Regions from separate parts of the Mus musculus genome. Here all the other regions are linked to region 2. Evidence: chromatin loops called from intact Hi-C (ENCODE). Cell type or tissue: left cerebral cortex. All regions are shown on one strand. Links, peaks and the distances in the headings refer to the core of each region. The heading gives the core; the rest is flanking DNA.

Region 1 (6,132 bases), core at 766-5,765, 280 kb after region 2:
ATGGCGAGAGTCCTGAAATCAAATGCATATTAATGTGTTAACATTGGCTTAGTGAATCAGAGGGCACTGGGGAAATCAGTTTTATATTCTTTCTTATAGAAAAAAATTCAATTTTCTTTCAGGGTTGGCTACATGAATTGGAGATTTGGCTCTAAGGGTTTTGGGAAGAGGTAAATTTGATTATTACATTTGGATCTATTGTGAGGATGTTGGTCCAAGAAGGAGATGATGAACAGAGTCCGCACTTCATTGTTAATGCTTCAATAGAGCTGCGTAAAGCAAGACAATCTCTGTGTGGTGTAGCACTTCCCAGGAGCAGGGAAGATAGAATCAAGTATCCTTTGAGTTTGTACTATTTGAAGAATTGGGGGGGGGGGCGTTCCAATGAAATTCTAGACTTTTTCTTAAAAACAAAGTTAATTAGTCAATTTCCAACTTCTCTATGTCTCAATAGCTGAAAACCAAGTTTTATTAAAACTCTTGCTTTCTCTGGGTGAAAGACTCTGGCTTGATGTAAGATCTATTGTCTGATGTCTCAGATTTTGCAGGTTTTCATTAAGGAAATGACAGCTGAAACACTATGAGGACTCCAGTGCAAGGTTATTCACTAAGTCCCAACCATAAAGCTCCTCCCAGATCAGCTGGTGTTCCCTAGCGATCCCAGGGAGAGGCACTGTTATCTATGCTAGGTAGCTACACACCATGCACTTACCCTTGCAACCCTCCCCAACAGAGGAAGACATGGGGGGGGGGGGGGGAGACATTTAATAAACCCTGAGGATGGGAGAATTGTTAGAGTCAACGCCTTCTAGCTCTGGATCTGTGAAATCTCACTCCAAGTGGAAGTGTCTGCCCCAGTCTACAGTCCTCTCCCTCCTGAGTATCAGCTCGCACAGCAAGCACCCTGCTCACCAGATGGGCATTCAGCCACTATTTGTTCAATAAAGTTCCGCAGAGAAAACAACTATTAAACTGTCTGTCATTCTCTAGGTATATAAAATGGATCTCTGCTCTAGTCTTTGGTGCAATGGTCCACTATAATTGTTCCATAGGTAGGAACACGTATCTGATCTTCCCATTCAAACTGTCATTAGAGACTCTGCCTTGAATATCCTGGCATCTCTCTTACTGTTTTGAGAAACTACAAAGCCCACAAAAGGCATGATTAGCCTGTGGCTGTCACTGGGGGCTCACCGCCTGGCTTTGCAGTCTCATCTCCACCTTTATTGGTCTCCGGTTAACCTGTACTAGGCCAGATAGATACAGCATCAGGCTGCCTAGCAACAGCTCTACTCCTGTGCTAAGATTTTCCTCTCACATTTTGTTGTTATCGTTTTCGCTTCTATATTTGGATCTGTAATCCATGTTTAGGTCTTAATAATGATGCGAGGCAAGAATCAACACATTTCCATGTGGATATTCAAGAATCATTTGCTGAGAGGACCATCTTTTTACCATTGAATGTGATGGGTTCTGTATGGAAGATCTACTGAATGTAAGTCTAACAGCGCATTCAGGGCTCTCTGTTCCCCAGTCACTGAAGTTTATTCTACACAGTGATCGTAACTCCTAGAATATAAGAATAAACCCTTTATCATTTCATTTATTAAGCTACTTTGGCATTAATTTTTTGCATCAACTACCTTCCTGTTACTGTGACAAACTACCATGGTCAAAATCAACTTATGGAAGAAATAATTTATTTTCTCTTAACAGTTCTAGGCAGGCATTCCGTAATGACTGGTAGGGCAGATATGGCTGGATCAGGGAGCTGGCTGGTCACATCTCATCATGCAAGAAGCAAAGAGATCAAACTGGAACTGGGGTGAGGCTATGGACATTCAAAGCCTGCCGCCAGTGACCTATTTCCTCCAGCTAAGTTCTACCTCCTAAAGGTTCTGGAACCTCCACAAATAACACCACCCTGGGCACCACGTATTAAGCCACCCGAGCCTATGGAAGACATTACTCATTCAAACCACATGGCTTGCTTAATGGTTTCTAGTTCCTTAACATAGAAAGAAACCCTACCAACACAGGCGTCTGAAGCTGGAAGTGTACCCGTTAGTGGTGCTTTGGCCATCTATACATTTTGGTAGCCTATATTTTTGTCTTAATTTAGGTAAAGTACTAACTTCTTGTGTGACTTCCTTGACCCATGGATTGTTTAGAAAGGGCATTAATTCTTACATTCTCAAATGCTTGGGAGATTTCCTAAGTTACTTTCTTGTTTGTTTCTAAGTTTAATGTCCCTACGTTTAGCGAACATACACACACACACACCTCTGCTCGGAGGGTTGAACCTTGGTACAATTACAGTATCCCAGTGAGTGAGGAGGTAGGAACCTCTCAACGCTGACATCTGAGGCCTGTCTCCCCATCTCCTCTGGGGACAGGCTGTCATGAGACTGTCATGACTTCTGTTGCCAACACTTGTGTCTCATGGTTATACTTTTAGGCGTGTGCCATAAGAAGAATCTAGGGACTAAGAACTATTGGCTCTCTCTTTCTCTTCCTGTCTATATAAGCAATAATTGCCTGGACCAAAAAGAATTTCTTGTGTCCTTATTAGCCACAGCATGTGGGCCTTGGCTTCTCTTGCTGTGTGTTCCCCAAGAGATGTGCCTATAGCTGTCTCTCTGGGCCCTTCTGACATGTATGGAGTCTTATTTATTTCAGGCCTTTCCAGGCAACCAGAGACATAGGGATTTCTGAATTCTGGGTGTGGTGGCTTCATTTCCTGGATCTCTCTGAGAACTTTCTTGTGAATTCACTAAGATGCTTCTTGTCCTGGCCAGGATGGCAAACTCAGGTGAGCTGTGGCACAGCCCTTTCCTATCTGCAGCTGGAAAGCCACTGCAGTTCCCAGCCATGTCTAAGGGAGCGCCTTTGCTGGGGCCTTGGGTTAAGCCAACTCAGCCAGCTTCCAGCGGTGTGTTTTTAAAGCTTTCCCCATCCTGCTACAGAGGGATGGAGCCTGAGGAGAGGTCAGATAGCCCAGAGACAGTCTTAGAAATACCACAGACTCCCTCCCTGTTCAGCAGCCTTTATCATATAAGCTATTCTCAATGTCCACCTACAGTTATTGTTAAGAATACACCATGGTAGGCTAGATGTAACGCAGTTGTAAACCAATTACCTACAAGTGCGAGGCTCAACATTCAGTCTCTGGTGCTACAGAAATAAATGAACAGACTCCCACAGAAGGCTCAAGTCACTGAAGTGTTTCACAAGGCAAAGGAAAACATGGTTAATTCGTCTGAGAAAATGAAGTTAGTCCCTTCATCGCAAGTATCATCAGAACTTTGAGGGGCTTATACACAATCCAAGAGTTTGGAAAAAGACAGTCTAATACAGTTTTCCATGGACAGACCCATCTAGCCCGTGAACACCCCTGGGAAATGGCACACAGTTAACACCCATGCGGCAGTAGCTCTCTGTTGCCCTCTTGTGGTAAGTTGCTTCACTTCGGTCCTGTTCAGGGCTTAAAACCCTCCTTAGTCTTCCTGTTATCAGGTCCCCAGATCTGATTGCTTCTTCTATGCACAAATGGTTTTCATAGCTTCATAATGGCACGCAAGGATTCCAGGAAAGAAAAACGGCAGGAACTGCTTGTGTAGAAATTCCTTCTTGGCTGGATAGTTTTCTAGAAGTCTTACTTAGTTAGAACCAAAGAGTAGAAATTCTTTCTTGGCTGGATAGTTTCCTAGAAGTCTTACTAGTTAGAACCAAAGAAGCAATTCTGATGTCTGTACTTGATCTTCCATAAATAAATAAATAAATAAATAAATAAATAAATAAATAAATAAATGGTCCTGTTCCACAGCCTGCAAGATCAGGATGAACCGTGTTCAAAAGATGCTTGGGGCTGAGTGGCTTTGCGCATTGCTCACTCCGATACCACCTGTTCACAGCCCAGCTGTGCTCGACCATGGGAAGAAATAACAAGCAGGGATAAGTGAGAAATATCAAAGAGTATATTCTTGGAGCAAGAAAAGTATCACTTGACCGCCACTTAAGCCCTAACACAGATACCAAACTTCCGTTGCAATGTACCGGCAGTTTTAAACCAATGGCAGCTGAATCAGTTGGAAAAGACGAGGGCAGCTCTAAAAGGGTGGAGCATAGAGATAAGCAAGGAGGTAAAGGGGTGGGTGTTGGAAATGGTGTGGGCTGGAGAAGGAGAGGATGGAAGAGGCCAAATAGACAGCTGGTATTTGCTAATTAATACCGTGGTTGTGGAATAAGGAAAATAATCCCTACTAATTATTTTCAGATATAAAACCGTAGGAATATAATTGTTTTAAACACTGACTTGTACAGGACCGCATGCTCATTAACAACTTTCTAAAGTGTCAAGCGCTGGGCTTGGTTGGAAGCTGCTCACATTAATGTTTTTGTAGATGTTGTGATATAACTAAGGAATGCGTGACGTTAGCGTTTGCAAAGATGCAGGATGATGTCGACTTCGGAAGCTTCCAATGGCTTTAAATTCTTTTCCGTATAATATAACAAATCTGAAAATACCCTTGAGACTTGGGGGTTTCCTGGATGCTGCAGAAAGTATGAGGATTATAAATCCAAGCATGTGTGCACGTGTGTGTGTGTGTGTGTGTGTGTGTGTGCGCGCGCGCGTGCATGCACTCGCGCACATGTGTGTATGTGTGTGTTCGCAAAGTCAGAGACTCTCATCATTACTTTACTCTTCTCCCTTCAGTAAGAACCAGCATGGAGGGAGTAGTGGCAATAGAATCCCACAATCACCATTTTAATGAGGATCTGACTTTTCAAGTATCATAACTTTTCTGAGGCTTCCATTTTAACTCTGAAGCCTTAATACCAAATGTAACCAAATGCAATTGAGATAGTTCCGTGTAGGGGGGTGGAATAGTTTATTGTTTTCCTGTGTGTGCTACATCACTGAAATGAGTCTCTGACCACAGACCTTGCTCCTGGACTACTTCATGTTAAATATACAAAGAAACCAGAATCATGATTTTAAAACAGCAAAGTTTACCTATGATTTTTCTTAATGTTTTATTCAGTAGCTAAAGCTTATTTGATACGTGATCAAAGTAATGGAATTCTGGACGTTTTAGGATACAGTGGAGATGGCAGTAAAATTGATAGTATAATCTGGTCCTCAGTAGTAAATTTTATTATTTAAATTTAAACACCCAAAACAAGTATCTCTTTTAGACTGTTAGAGGAAATTAGAGCTCTGACGTCTAAGACTGCACAGGCACAGTGCAAGCAGCCCACAGGGGAGCGCTTGGTTGAATTCATGTGTGACCAACACACGTCTTCCTTGACAAAGAGCTGTTCTGTAAAGGCCTCTTGGCCCCAGCTGGCCTCAGGTTTAATGTGCAACATTTCTCATGGATTTCCTCCCTGCCGGTAGAGTATAAAAGCAGATGCCTCTTTAGATGTTACCCCTCGTTTTGTTCCCTACGTTACTGTAGGATGCCATTTTCCCACTTCCAGGGATTGAGCCATAAAATTTCATAGGTGGCATGGATCCAGGTCGTGTGCTCACAGATAAGAGCTAGAGGATCCTGGAAGGTTAAGCACACAAGGTTGTTCCCTCATGGGAAGGAATGAGATGCCTGTTTTCTGCCCAGAATGCTGGGAGCAGCTGTGCTTTCTAGACTGGTGACTTTTGTGTCGTCTACGAGGGTTCTACCCTCCCTGAGACCCTTATCTAAAGCTTGTTATTCTCAGTCAATCCATAGAAGAATACTTACAGAGTTTCTATGCAGTCACCTGGTCCTTGCTTAGCATACTAGGTTCCTCAGGGAGGTTTATGGATGCTTTTTTTTTTTTTTTTTAATGGACATGAGATTGAGTTAATTATCACCAGGAAACATTTCACCAAAACATTCTGTGCTTAAACATGCCTAAAATAAACCGCTTGCGGTTAGTCAGACTCTAGAAGTGTTAGTGACATCGGCTGCTCAGCCGTGTTGAGCTGAACTGCTTCCTGGCTTCCAACTGATCATCTCTCTGCAGTCCTGTGAAGGTCACAAAGGCCCTGGCGTAATGTAAACAAGGCTTCTCAAGAAAATAAAAACATTCAAAATAAAAGGTACTCTCACCTGGGCACTGGAGTATGGCTCAGTGGTTAAGGGCACC
Region 2 (6,132 bases), core at 442-5,441:
ATGAGCTGGTGCCCTTGTGAAGAAAGCTCCAGACAGAAGCATTTTTTTGGCACGTGAGGGTACACCATGAAGGTGCCACGCCCTCCACCAGCTATCCAGAAGTGCCCTCACTGGACACGGAGTCTGCCATCATCTTGACCAGTCATGGGCTCTGCACCTTTGTTGTTGTTGAACCGCCCAACTCCTGGAACACGGGTTTCCTTCTAACATGTTGTTTTGACTAAGGCTCGAGGTGTTGGCTCTAGTTACCTTTCTCTCTCCTTTAACAACCATGATTTTTGAGCTTTTTTTGTTTGATATCTAGGCCACTCCACTTTCCCAGGACAATCCTAGATTTCCTCAGACAGCAGTCACGCTGGTGCATACCCGCAGATTAAAAGGGTATATTCTCTTGCTTTGAAGCTATTTTTGTGAATGATAAGAATTCCCTAACCACTGGGCAGTGATGGTGCACACCTTTAATCCTAGCACTTGGGAGGCAGAGACAGGTGGATTTCTGAGTTCGAGGCCAGCCTGGTCTACAAAGTGAGTTCCAGGACAGCCAGGGCTATACAGAGAAACTCTGTCTCAAAAAAAAAAAAAAAATCCCTAACAATCAGATTTCTAATATTTTGCCCAAAAGAATTAAAGTTAATTCCACACATATTTTTAAGATCTAAATTTTATTTTATTTTGACTAACATGTATTAATCTAACACACTGCTGGGATTTTCATGACTTTCCCTGACTTTTCTGAAATTCAGGCTGAGGGAGAGTTGGTGGTGTGGGGAAGCAGAAGGCACAGCCCCAGTTCAGGGTCCTCGATGTTAGTCACAGAGATGGTCTACACATTGGACAGTAGGAGAGGAGGAACTCGGACAGCCTGAGACCAGCTAAGGGCAGAGGAGCAGCATTGAAGGGACATGGCTTCTGAGTAAGAAAGACAAGCTGCACGCAGTCAGGCAGCACACATGCTAAGTAAGAGCAGATTCCCACGACTACACTAAACTCAGCCTGAAATGCCTCACAGGTCATAGGTCAGACCACCAAGCAGAGTTGACCAATGGACTGCCTGTCTGATTCCCAGAGCCCTTCTTATGACTCCCATCAGGGCACAAAAGGATGGCTGTGCTCAATGGAACGGAGAAAGGAGGATTAAAAGAAAACGTGTCCATCTGATGCTCAGGGCAGTTCCTGGAGGATGAGAAGGTATCTGACCGAGGAGCCAGACTGGAGGCAATGCCTGGGACCCAAAGGCTGCCAAGAGCACCCTGGGGAAATTTCATTCCTGGTTCTGGGGTCCACTTGGCGCAATGATAAGAAGCATGCGGCAAACTCCCATGCTGCCCACTAGTGAGAGTCCTTCACAGAAAAGCTGACTTCTGCCTGATTAAGCTCTTCCCACCTGCCCCGGGGCGTCTCCTTTTCCAACTGCAGACTTAAAATCCTCTGCTATGAGCAGTGACCCCTGACTCTGAGATCCACCTCTTTCCACTCCACAGCGTTTCCATCCATTGCTGTCCCCGTGGCTCCCATAGGCACACCTCAAACTGATTCTCACCGGTACATGTCTAATGACACCTCTCGCCACAGCCCGGCCCTATTCTCCTTCTGACCGCCCTCTCCTCATCTCATCTAGTCTCCAAACCACTTCTGGCAAATTCTTTCCTCTTGTAGGTTCTCAATTAGCCAAATCAACCAACCTGACATGTGATACTGATGGCCTACTAAGTGCTCAGCTGTGTGAGCATTCATGTATGAGGAGGGGAAGAGAGAGGGAACCAGACACAGATAGATGGTGTTCAACAAAGTTTACTCATCTGTGTACAAATGAAGAATTAATAGACACTAGATCGGAAGTGGTATCGGAGATGGGAAGCGTGGGTGGTAAGCAGCAGACACTCAGCCCTTCTCACAAATATGGAGACTGGAGGCACAGAAGATCGCTGGCGTCTCCTGAAGTAACAGTGCATCGACCATGAGAAAGACCCTCCCATGCCTTCAACTGCTCTGAGGTTGGAAGCGAGCCACTGCTGGGCACAGCAATAGTAACACTTGCAGGCGACTCAGGTGGGCAGGGCTGAGATGCTCATCAGTAGAGACCCTGTGCGCTAAGAGGCAAAGCCTCAGAAGTGACCTGGAGGTTTAAGCCTCATGGACTCCGGATTTAGGGAAATAAACCGGAAATATTCAACGGCCCTCACCAGATCTTATAAAATGGCCAAAATAGCATGCTGTAGTTTGGATATGCATGCACTCAAGTTGTGTCAGCCATTCCTCAGTAGACCTTCAGAAACCAAGCACAGAGCCATGAACATCACAAATCCTGTGTGTGTGTGTGTGACGCTCCTCAGAGAGCAGCCGACACCATGATCGGTTCACAGCCTTCATATCTGAGCCTCTTTACTGGGAGTGGTAAGAGGGACAGGCGTGCCAACCACCTGGTGCTTGCCCCAAACAAGGTAGACTCAACCGCCTTTTGTCCTCAGACTCCTCTGATCAGTTCTGACAACATAAGCTCTGACTGGTCTGACCCCACTGGGTGTCCTTACTAGGACTGTTCAAGGAGACTGAGGACAAGGAATGACTAGGGCTGGAATATTCCGGATCAGTGGTATCAGCTTGAATCACAGAGACTAGGGGTACAATAAATAAGTACAGGAATACACTGCCATTCTCAAGGAAGAGATCCAACTTCAGATATCACCCCAGAGGTGTACCAGTGGCAGAAGGACATTTAATTTTTTCCCACAAGTGGATTCAAGGTGGGAAGAGGCAGTCCCGTAGCCGTGCTTGGTGAGAGGATGGCCCTGTTCTCCATCAGGAGCTGTCAACTGACACCCCAAGCACAAAACCATGTTCAGATGTGTAGATTACAGGAACCAGGATGGCCATTTGTCCCTCAAAGGAGGCCTTAATGGCTCGTTACTACAATTATCATAAATTGGCATCAATTTCGAACCTGTCAGTGAATTTCCATGATTTATGTTGTCCTTTTCCATATAACAAGTAAGCCCATGTGTGTCGTGGTTTGAATATGCTTGTCCCAGGGAGTGAGTGGCACTATTAGGAGGTGTGGCCTTGTTGGAAAAAAGTGTGTCACTGTGGGGGTGGGCTTTGAGTCCCTTCTCCTAGCTGTTTGAGTCTCTCCTAGTTCCCTTCGGAACAAGATGTAGAAGTCTCAGCTCCTCCTGCACCATGCCTGCCTAGACGCTGCCATGCTCCCACCTTGATGATAATGGACTGAACCTGTGAACCTGTAAGCCAGCCCCAATTAAATGTTCATAGCAATGGAAACCCTAGCTAAAACAATGTGTGATGATTTTATTATGCGCTGGTTTTCATTATTAATCCTTAATATTAGATTATAACTAAGGGGGAAAGCTACATAGTAGAATGCTTTCCCACTTTAATAACAAAATAGAAAATGTAGATGCTTGAAGAAACAACATGTAATACCACAATTGTCCACAGAGTGGCAGAAGAACTCCAGAAAAGTCAAGCTAGACTTGCAGCAATTATGCTGAATTCTACACACACACACACACACACACACACACACACACACCACCTTTTATAAGCTCCACTTCATAAAGAAATACTGCGAAATGACACTTGTTAGCAGAATCATGTGGGTATTCTAAAGCGTTATAAAATAAGCTTAAATCTTGACAATTTAAAATCTAACCAGAGTAAGAACTCCCCATGTGCAGAGTCCAGAGACTTTGAAGCCCCACCCATGCCTCCTCTGGTTCTCGGGTCCTCAGAAAAGCTCTCTTCTTAAGTGAAATCCATATGTGTTGTTTTAAAGACAAGGAACATGAGCCCTCCAGAGTTTAATCATTAGCCAACCTGTCCCCAATCTTTCGCAGGGCTCTGCTTAACAATGAAGCCTGGCAAATGGGTGTTCAAAATGTCAGACCATGGCGGAGGCAGGGGCCAATGGCTGCAAAGTGATGCCAAATGCCTTCCCTAACAACCATAAAGTGATGGATGACAGAGCCCTGACACAGAGACCTCAGCCAGCCCATCCCGTTCAGGGGGTCAGGGTCAGGACAGACAGAAAGCAAACACACAGAAAGGTTGAGAGGCAAAGAGCATCTATAAGGCATGGTCCTCAGATCTGTGCTGCTCATCTGAGGCCCTGTCTCGCCCTGCTTCCAACTCCAGTGCCAAAGGACTGACTCACTGCAATGTCAGCCCAAAAGGATACTTCTTTCTTTGAAAAAGATGCTGAGTCGGCTCCATGTCAAGTGGTGTTGATTCATGGGGAACAAACCCCGGTGGCCGCAGGCCAGCCCTGGTCATTTACCTCATTCAAGTCTGGGAAGCTGGAGCGTAGCAAGCCTTTTCAGTGTGTTACCACGCGGTAAGTGCTCAAAGTGATCTTTGTCTCTGCAGAGGGGACCGCATGCAGGCCGCTGGGTCCCTCTCGCAGTAAATATGAAGGATTCTCTGCACAGCAGTGGCGTCAGGCCTGCTGGATCCCAGCACACTGGCCCCTCTTTAACCTCAAGTAAAGAATGTTCCAACGTAAAGTCTGCCATCAGAGACATAATAGAATCTCCTAGTCTGGGGTCTGCTGGAAAAACCGTTTATTTTTATAGTGTGGTAAAAGACTCAGCACATAAAAGCTACCATCATGAATATTTTTATTACTTACGTATTTATACAACTACCACCACTGTATCTCTTGAACACTTCTTCATCTTTTGAAACTGAAACTAGCTTTCAACTTCCTCCTCATTCTTTCCCTCCTCTGACCTTAGCAGACACAGGCCACCTTCTCTCTCTGTGACTTTGACTGCTTCAGGCATCTCATAACCGATCATACAGTATTGGTCTTGTCCTCCTATAATATCCTCACGATTCATTCATTTGTAACCTGTGATGAAATTTCATTTTTTTTTTATCTTATTACTATCTTCTTGTTGGTAAGCTTTCATTGTTTGGGACAGCTTTCGTTTGCAGCAACCTTGAGCAGAAGTTGCAGTTCCAACCTCGCTACACATACACAGCCTCGCCTCCTAGCGACACTTCCAGCAGAGCAGTGTGTTTGCTACACATGAAGAATCCACACAGACGCGTCATTACCACATGCTGTCACGTGATCCATGGCTTCCACCAGGTTCTCTTTCAGCACTGCATATTCTGTGGCTCTGCATAAGCGTAGGGCGTGCACCCACTGTTAGAGTGTAATGCAGTTCACTGCCTCAAGAAAGTGTCTGTGTATCTTTTATTGGTAAATATTTATTTTTATTTTACTCATAGGCTTGCTTGCCTGTACGGATCTAAGTGTACCGTATGTCTGCAGTGCTCATGGATGCCAGAAGACAGAGTCAGATATCCGGAAACTAGAGCTCTGCATGGACCAAGAACAGCCAAACATAGGCTGCATCTCCTGGGCATTTCACAGTTCTTTACAAGCAGAGTTCAGATGAAGGATTTGCACTCAAGAGGAAACTAGGGGCTGTAAACGACAGCATTGGCTCCAGCCATCTGGCTTACTCGATCTCCTCTACTATCCAACATCCTTGGGCCTTGAGTTTATAAAATGTCACCAATCACCACCATTAGGACAAGCTACTCCGTGAGAAAACTCCATGTGCGATGACTGGGTGTCACTAGTGCCAGGCCGGAACCAGGGAGCCAACACCGTTCGTAACTAGTGACTACAGAACCATCTTGGGAGGTTCCCTTTGTCCATGGCCCTTGGAGAGGTGCCTGACTTTTAGCTCAGAAACATCTTTAGTCATCAAAGAGTCTGACAAAGAACAGCATAGACCGAACCGGGCTGGCGTCCTCTCATGGCCTCTGAAAGACGTTGGCAGCCGAAACTGGGCCACCGTTTAGTCATCCCCTCAGACCAGACGGCATGGTTGTGAGCCGGCTCTGGGTGGTCTTCATCCTGGGTCCGAGCTGAACAGAGCCTGGGGGATAATCAACAGCCTCACATGACCTAAGACCTCGGCATCTCGAGGTGGATGGGAGACACTCTGTCTCTCCTCCAGCCGCAACGCTGAGGAGGACGAGGGGGTGGCACAGTATTACCCTAGAATTCCAGAAAATTAGGAAGTCCAACCACCTCTGCTTTCCAAATCCTTTTTCTTTGTCATCTGTGTTCTGCCACCAGAAGCCTTTCGAGTCCCAGGG
Region 3 (6,132 bases), core at 766-5,765, 200 kb after region 2:
ATCCCTTTCTGCGCTCTGTTGTCCCTTCTTCAATTTTCCCATGCAAACTACCATGCCTCCAGCCTTAGACTTCCAAGATGTCCTTACGTCTCTTGCCTGTGAAGTTTCAGCCTCCAGTCAGCTCAGCCATTCTCATGAAGCATCAACTGTCATTTCTCTGCTAGCCAGTGTCACATCCAAATCTAAAAGCAGAGCCCTGGGTGTCTGTTCTCGATCTTGACTTGACACTTCAAACTCAGCTTCGCCAAACCAACATCGTGGTTTCACTTACACAATTTGTATCCTAATACACCCATTGTCAAAAACCGCTAAGCATCGTTTTTCAATTTTACATTAGCTGTTGGTTTTGGCTAGATGAGAATAGATTATGAATTTTTAATACAAAAAAAAACAAGAGTACACATTTGTAATGGGAGGGTACATAAAAATGAATCCCAAAAATGATAAACTACAGTCTTCCACTAAAAATAAAAATAGTGTTAGCAGAGCCCAGGCTCCAGACATACACTCCTCTGCCTCTGCCTCCATCACTTGCTCCACAGCAGAGAGTGTTGGCTAAAATAGAACACTCTATTCAGACACATCTGAGAAGCACAGCAGTGCTGCCATTTCAGGCACAGGGGACAATTTACACTCAAACTATGAATCCTTAAATAAATCAGGCTTGAGAGTATCCACCTGCCCGGCTGTCTGAGCTTAGGAATCATACTGCCTTTCTCGGTCTGACTGTGCACTCATCTCTATGCTAACCAGCAGCAGCTTCGGATCAACTGTAGGTTCCGTTCTACGCTGACTTTCTCCATCACTGTCTCCTGTCGCACCCATGTTCTCTTGTCAGCCTCAGCACCGTATGCACAAATGGCTCCAGCTGCGTGGCCACGATTCCTGGGGTGCATCTGATTTTCCTTCCTGGACCTTCTATGAGCTCCACCCACTCTCTCTCACTCGTGCAGGCATGTGTGTACACACACACACACACACACACACACACACACACACACACACAGTGCTTTAAAATTACAGTATAGCTCGGACATAAAGGTTTGCTTGGCAATCTGGTGGGGATTAGACCAGCATCAAAACTAGTTATGCACTGGAGAAACCAAGAACCCATCCTGGATTTCCCTAGACTACCACCATCATCAAATACCCTAGAGTCTAGGCTAGTACAGAATAATTACTGTATACAGCAAAAGAAAACCTTTAAAAGTACTAAATTATTCTAAGATAAAGTTAGGGTCCATTCTAGATTTTGATTCTTTGTTTTCCTGACGGCAAACTTACTAACCTAGATATTTGGAAAGTGATTTTATCAGAGGGGTGGACCTGTCCCCACATCCAGAGGAGGTCCTGGTCTTTCTGAAATGAACTTACTGAAATGGTTCTGATCTTTCAAGCTGGTATGTATCTGTTTGCAGAAATCAATGGTCACAAGCCAGAAAGTTGTCTAGTGAAGACAAACTAAAGCTAAAGACCCTCCTAGAAACTAAATTCTCAAAACGGACACCGGGATTTCATACTACTTCTGTGATTCTTAGCATTCTAATTTAGCGTGTTCACCTACATTCTTGTTTTAATTTGCTTTGAAAGGGTTACACAGCAGGGCTGTGTTTGCATACCTGAAGTAAAATATACTTAGGATTTAAGCAAAAGATAAAAATAATCAAAAAGCCTATTCCTCTATCCCATACAGAAGGAAGACCTAACTGAGACCCATTTTCTCAAAACTAATGTAAATTGTTGCACTGAAGAATTCAACAACAGCAATAATAGGCAGGGGTGGGTGCTAGCTACAAATTAAAACATCCTGCTTGAGGTTTTAAGAGAGTGAAACAACAATACAACTTAGCTAACTCCAGACACCGCCAGCCCTAATAGGAGATTCTTCATGCTGACATTACAAATGCCCCCTTGTGGACAAACCTGATTATTACAATATATAGCACTGTTTTATATCTATATCTATCTATATCTATATATCTATATATATCTATATATCTGACATCAGTTTGTGAGTATGTCTGTGGAAGTTGCACCTAAAAACTGATGATTCGTAACAAAGACAAACTGGGAAGGGGGCTGGAGAGACGTTTAGCTGTGAAAAGTACTTCAAGCTGTGCTAGAGGGCCCGGGTCTAGGTCTTAGCACGCACATCTGGAGGCTCACAACAGCCTAGAGCTCCAGCTCCAGTGAACCCAATGCCCTCTAACCTCTCCAGGCACTACACACGCATGCTGCCCATGAATTCCTACAGACACACACTCATAACCAAAAATAAAATAATAGGTAAATCTTTTTTAAAGTCAGAAATTCTGAGATGTTGTATATTCATAGCCTGGCCCATAAAAATAATTTTATTCATTTACTCTGTCAACCTAAAGTGAAAATTGAAAAAAATATATATACAAGTATTATATGTCTGAGCAACACAAATTCTGTCCTTTCTTCTGAAAACTAAGACAGCATGTCTTTGTTTCTTAGGGATCTAGAGACTGCTCAGTCCTTGGTGACACACTTACGTGAACATGGGCCTTGTTTCTTGTTCCTCGTTGCTAGATTCTCAATCCCTGCTGCTCAGAAACCCTCTTCTCCATGTTACCAAGAAATACTTAAATATTAAATGTCACTCTTATGAGCTACAGAGTCGTTCTGAGGGTAAGGTCCAGGCATGAAGAAGCAGGTGATCAGTGAGTTTGCTTCCGTAAGGAGAATTTTTCAGGCCACACTACATAGGTCCTGTTAAAATTCTACCTGTAACTTAGGAAGGCTCTTACAACAGCTGTAGCAGCCATGCTTAAAAGTGCCACAAGATGGCGATGTGAGCCACCAGAGGAGGGAAAAACCTGGTTTGTCCAATTTCAGAGAGAGGGAGGAGGGATATTTTCCTGTCTTTCCAAGACATTTGAGTATTCTAGGTCAGAGGTAACAGAAATGCAGGTAAACAGACTAATTTTTCCTCAATTTGTCATTAACAAAAATGAGAGATTTCTCTGTATTGTTCACTGAGGAATGGCAGTTACTTGAAAAACATCCAGAAATCCCCTGGTGCCTAGGGCCTTGTAAATGTATTTATTGCTCGGCCTCTAGCTGCTCAAAACACGTGTTAATTCTGAGAGCAGTTAGCATCGTGTGGTGGAACAGGAGAGGGTAAGAATGAGGCTGGCTGCGCATTATGCTGGGTGGACCTGGGCAAACCCTGCCTCCTTTTACACTCAGTGTCACCTGCTATAGAGAGCATTTAGCTTTATCTCACTTGGTGTCTTGAGACTGACATAAGGGAGATTCATGTATGGACCTTGTATATTTAATTAAAGACAAATTACTATTACAATACTGAATCCTACAAATTCAGCTGAGAATTATATTAATATTCTTCCTCCCACCTTGCCAAAGTACCTTTTTCCTTTTGGCATATCACTTATGTTTTTGCCTGAGTTGTTTTTCAAGTAAAAATTCAGCATGGGCTCTGAGGAAAGTCTGCCTCTCGGCAGCGAGGACTCTTTGTGCATCATGTCTTGAGACTTTCTTACCCTCCTTTCAAGGATAAATTCACAAGGACAAACACATGTGCTTTATTGCGACTCGAATGAGCCCGCGATGTGAAGGAACCTTAAAGAGGGAGGGGACACTAACAGGCGACATTGAGAAGGGACGGGAGAGCTCTGTGAAACTTTGTGTCAATGTCCGGCAGACCTAGTAGCTGTGCTGATTCATGTGTATTGTGTATCGGTGTGTGCTCTCGAGTACACACCTCTGTCTACACATTTTGTGTTAAGGTAGAAACACACCACGCACACTTTAGAAATGGAGAAGGTACTCTGTGTTCAACAGGCTTCTTCAGACTATGAGAAGCAGGTGCCTTCAAGTTCTTAGCCAGCCTGACTATTTTTTTACCCCATTATGCTTGTCTCTGCATTCGATCCTGGCCCCGCTTTTATGCGGCGGACTAGCCTGAAGGCCTCGGTCCTTTTCCAGCTCCCCTGAACATTATTCAGGTTTCACATCAGCCTTGACACTTGTGTACCGCTTTCCCTTGGTGATTCTTCTCACTTAGGCCCTCTCTACTTACCACTGGCATCTTCTCATAGACACGAATGGAAGACAGTCTATCTGCAGGAAAGCAAAAGGGACAGTTGATAATTCCATTGGGCTCCTCCTCAGCCTCACAGCCCACAGACCGAAGCTTCTGTACCTGAAGGGTTTCCACGCATCTTTTCCATTTTCTCTTTCAGAGACACTATTTGCTTTTCCAATTGGTCATTCAGCTCCAGCTGGGTCTCGTACCGGGTTTTCCACTCACTGCCTGGATGAAAAATGGGGAAACGAGATCACCCCCAGTGCCACTTATTTGTGCATTAAATTAATACAAATCAGGGCTGGGGGATGGTTCAGGCTATGCCACATAAGGACCTGAGTTCAGATCTCAGCACATACATAAAAAAATAATGAGGTTGGAGGTGAGTTTCTGTAACCCCAGAGCTGGGGAAGGGGAAAAGACAGACAGATCTGTCTCTTTTATCCTTAAAGCATGTTTCCTTCTGCCCTCCTCCCACTCCCATACACACACACACACACACACACACACACACACACACACACACAGAGTGAGTCAATGACCTCTGGTAAGAGATATGCCTTAAGAGACCCTGTCTTTAAAAATTAGCAAATAAATAAAGAAGGTGGCATATGACCAAGGAAGACATATATATTGGCCTCCATCACTCACACGCGTGCACTCCTGCACCACATGTACACACATACACATAGACAATTTATGAACCAACTCAACTGTGTGTTGTTACTTCTTGACTTCATTAGTAAAGCTAGAGAATGAAAAAAGAGATTATTTTGAGGTATTTATCTCTAAGGTAGAATTTCCTAGACTGCCATGATTAGACCCACCCTCATGCTGTCTCTTAGCCTCATTGCTATCTCTCAGAGCCAGAACTCAAAAAAACCTCTGTGTCTCCTGTACATCTTGTTCTTTGTTTTCTGCCACTGTTTTATCCTTCACTTTCTGTTTCCTTATAGTATATTCTACTAGGGGTCGGGGGATGGTATCAGGAGCCTGTCTCTTTCCTTGAAACATCCATACAACATCCTAACAAACAGTACCAGTATCCCATTCCATTGTATGAAATTGGTCTTACCACTTACATACTTGCTGGAGGGGAAACTTCATTAACTTCATTGTTAACTGTTGTGGCACTCATATTTGAAAAGTTAGTTATTCTACTAATCAAGGCTCGGAAAGGCTGAAGAACATTCTTTAAGATGTGAGAGCCAAGGCTGGTCATGATGGCACACATCCGTAGCCCTGTGCTCGGAAGACTGAGAGTCTGAAGCTCGTCCTGGTACACTGGGAGTACAGGACCAGGTAGGGCTACATAGCAAGACATTGTGTCAAAAACAGAAACAGACAGACAGATGAATGGATGGGTGCAGAGGTAGAGCTAAGAGATGATGTAGATGAACGCAGCCTAGAGCTGAAATCTCCTTGTCCAACTTCATGGCCCAGCACCTTGAAGTTGGGCTTTATAAAAGGAGAGGAAAAGTGGTGGCTCGTTTTCCCCTTCTCTTTAACACTCTGAGCTGAAGCCCAGGCCCCGACAGTGCTGGGGTCCCAGGAGACAGAGTGAAACGGCAGACAAACACCGCTACAGACTGGACCTTGTTACCAGGACGCAGCCGGCACCCCACATCTACGCTGCTAGGCACAGACAGTCTTCCAACACGGGGATGCACACCATCCCAAGCAGAGTCATGACACCAAATTCCTCATGGAAGAGGAGGAAAGATGCCCCAAATTACTGAACATGCTTCCAAGAGACGCCACTGACCCCAGGTAGATGCAACTCTATCTGATCAGGTAACTGAAGCCATCTTTCCCAATTTGCATCACGACAACAGAAGCTTTATAGATAAGAACGCTACCAAAGCATTTTTTATTTATATGAGTATATTTCATTAGTTTAATAATATGCTACTATGGATACAAAACACAGAGCTCCCTCAAAAAAAGCATAAGAGGGTTGATTCTTAGTTAAATACAAGTGACCACAGCCCCAAATACCACACCCTGCCATGGATGTGTTTGTATACGGCTATTAGTTACGGAACTAAGAGAGTCAT

What was found. A loop is a pair of places that touch in the nucleus more often than their neighbours do. Peaks named below come from ENCODE experiments on the same cell type or tissue, not always from the same donor. Only the 100,000 strongest peaks of a DNase experiment are listed, where the experiment ranks them.
Region 1: a loop joins it to region 2, with 9 times the contacts of the local background. A loop is called at or near these places in 22 of 42 quality-filtered maps.
Region 3: it touches region 2 in a loop (13-fold over the local background); 26 of 42 quality-filtered maps call a loop at or near these places.

What each region holds. Positions count from the first base shown.
Region 1 is chr3:55,077,604-55,083,735 of GRCm38, reverse strand. It overlaps 4931419H13Rik (RIKEN cDNA 4931419H13 gene), which reads right to left. Exons shown (of 8, transcript NR_040593.1): 7 at 1-12. Among named protein-coding and RNA genes, the nearest start is that of 4931419H13Rik, 25 kb to the right of the region's middle. In left cerebral cortex, for the core only: a CTCF peak has its summit at 3,443 (motif pointing left); a DNase peak (open chromatin) is centred at 3,443.
Region 2 is chr3:55,352,300-55,358,431 of GRCm38, reverse strand. All of the region lies in intron 3 of Dclk1 (doublecortin-like kinase 1), which reads right to left. Among named protein-coding and RNA genes, the nearest start is that of Gm9831, 48 kb to the left of the region's middle. In left cerebral cortex, for the core only: CTCF peaks have their summits at 3,436 and 5,014; DNase peaks (open chromatin) are centred at 3,470, 4,258 and 5,053; H3K27ac peaks cover 1,773 bases.
Region 3 is chr3:55,148,883-55,155,014 of GRCm38, reverse strand. Ccdc169 (coiled-coil domain containing 169) reads right to left here. Exons shown (of 8, transcript NM_177203.3): 3 at 4,193-4,303; 4 at 4,070-4,110. Among named protein-coding and RNA genes, the nearest start is that of Ccdc169, 12 kb to the right of the region's middle. In left cerebral cortex, for the core only: CTCF peaks have their summits at 1,902 (motif pointing left) and 2,806 (motif pointing right); DNase peaks (open chromatin) are centred at 1,878 and 2,810; H3K27ac peaks cover 101 bases.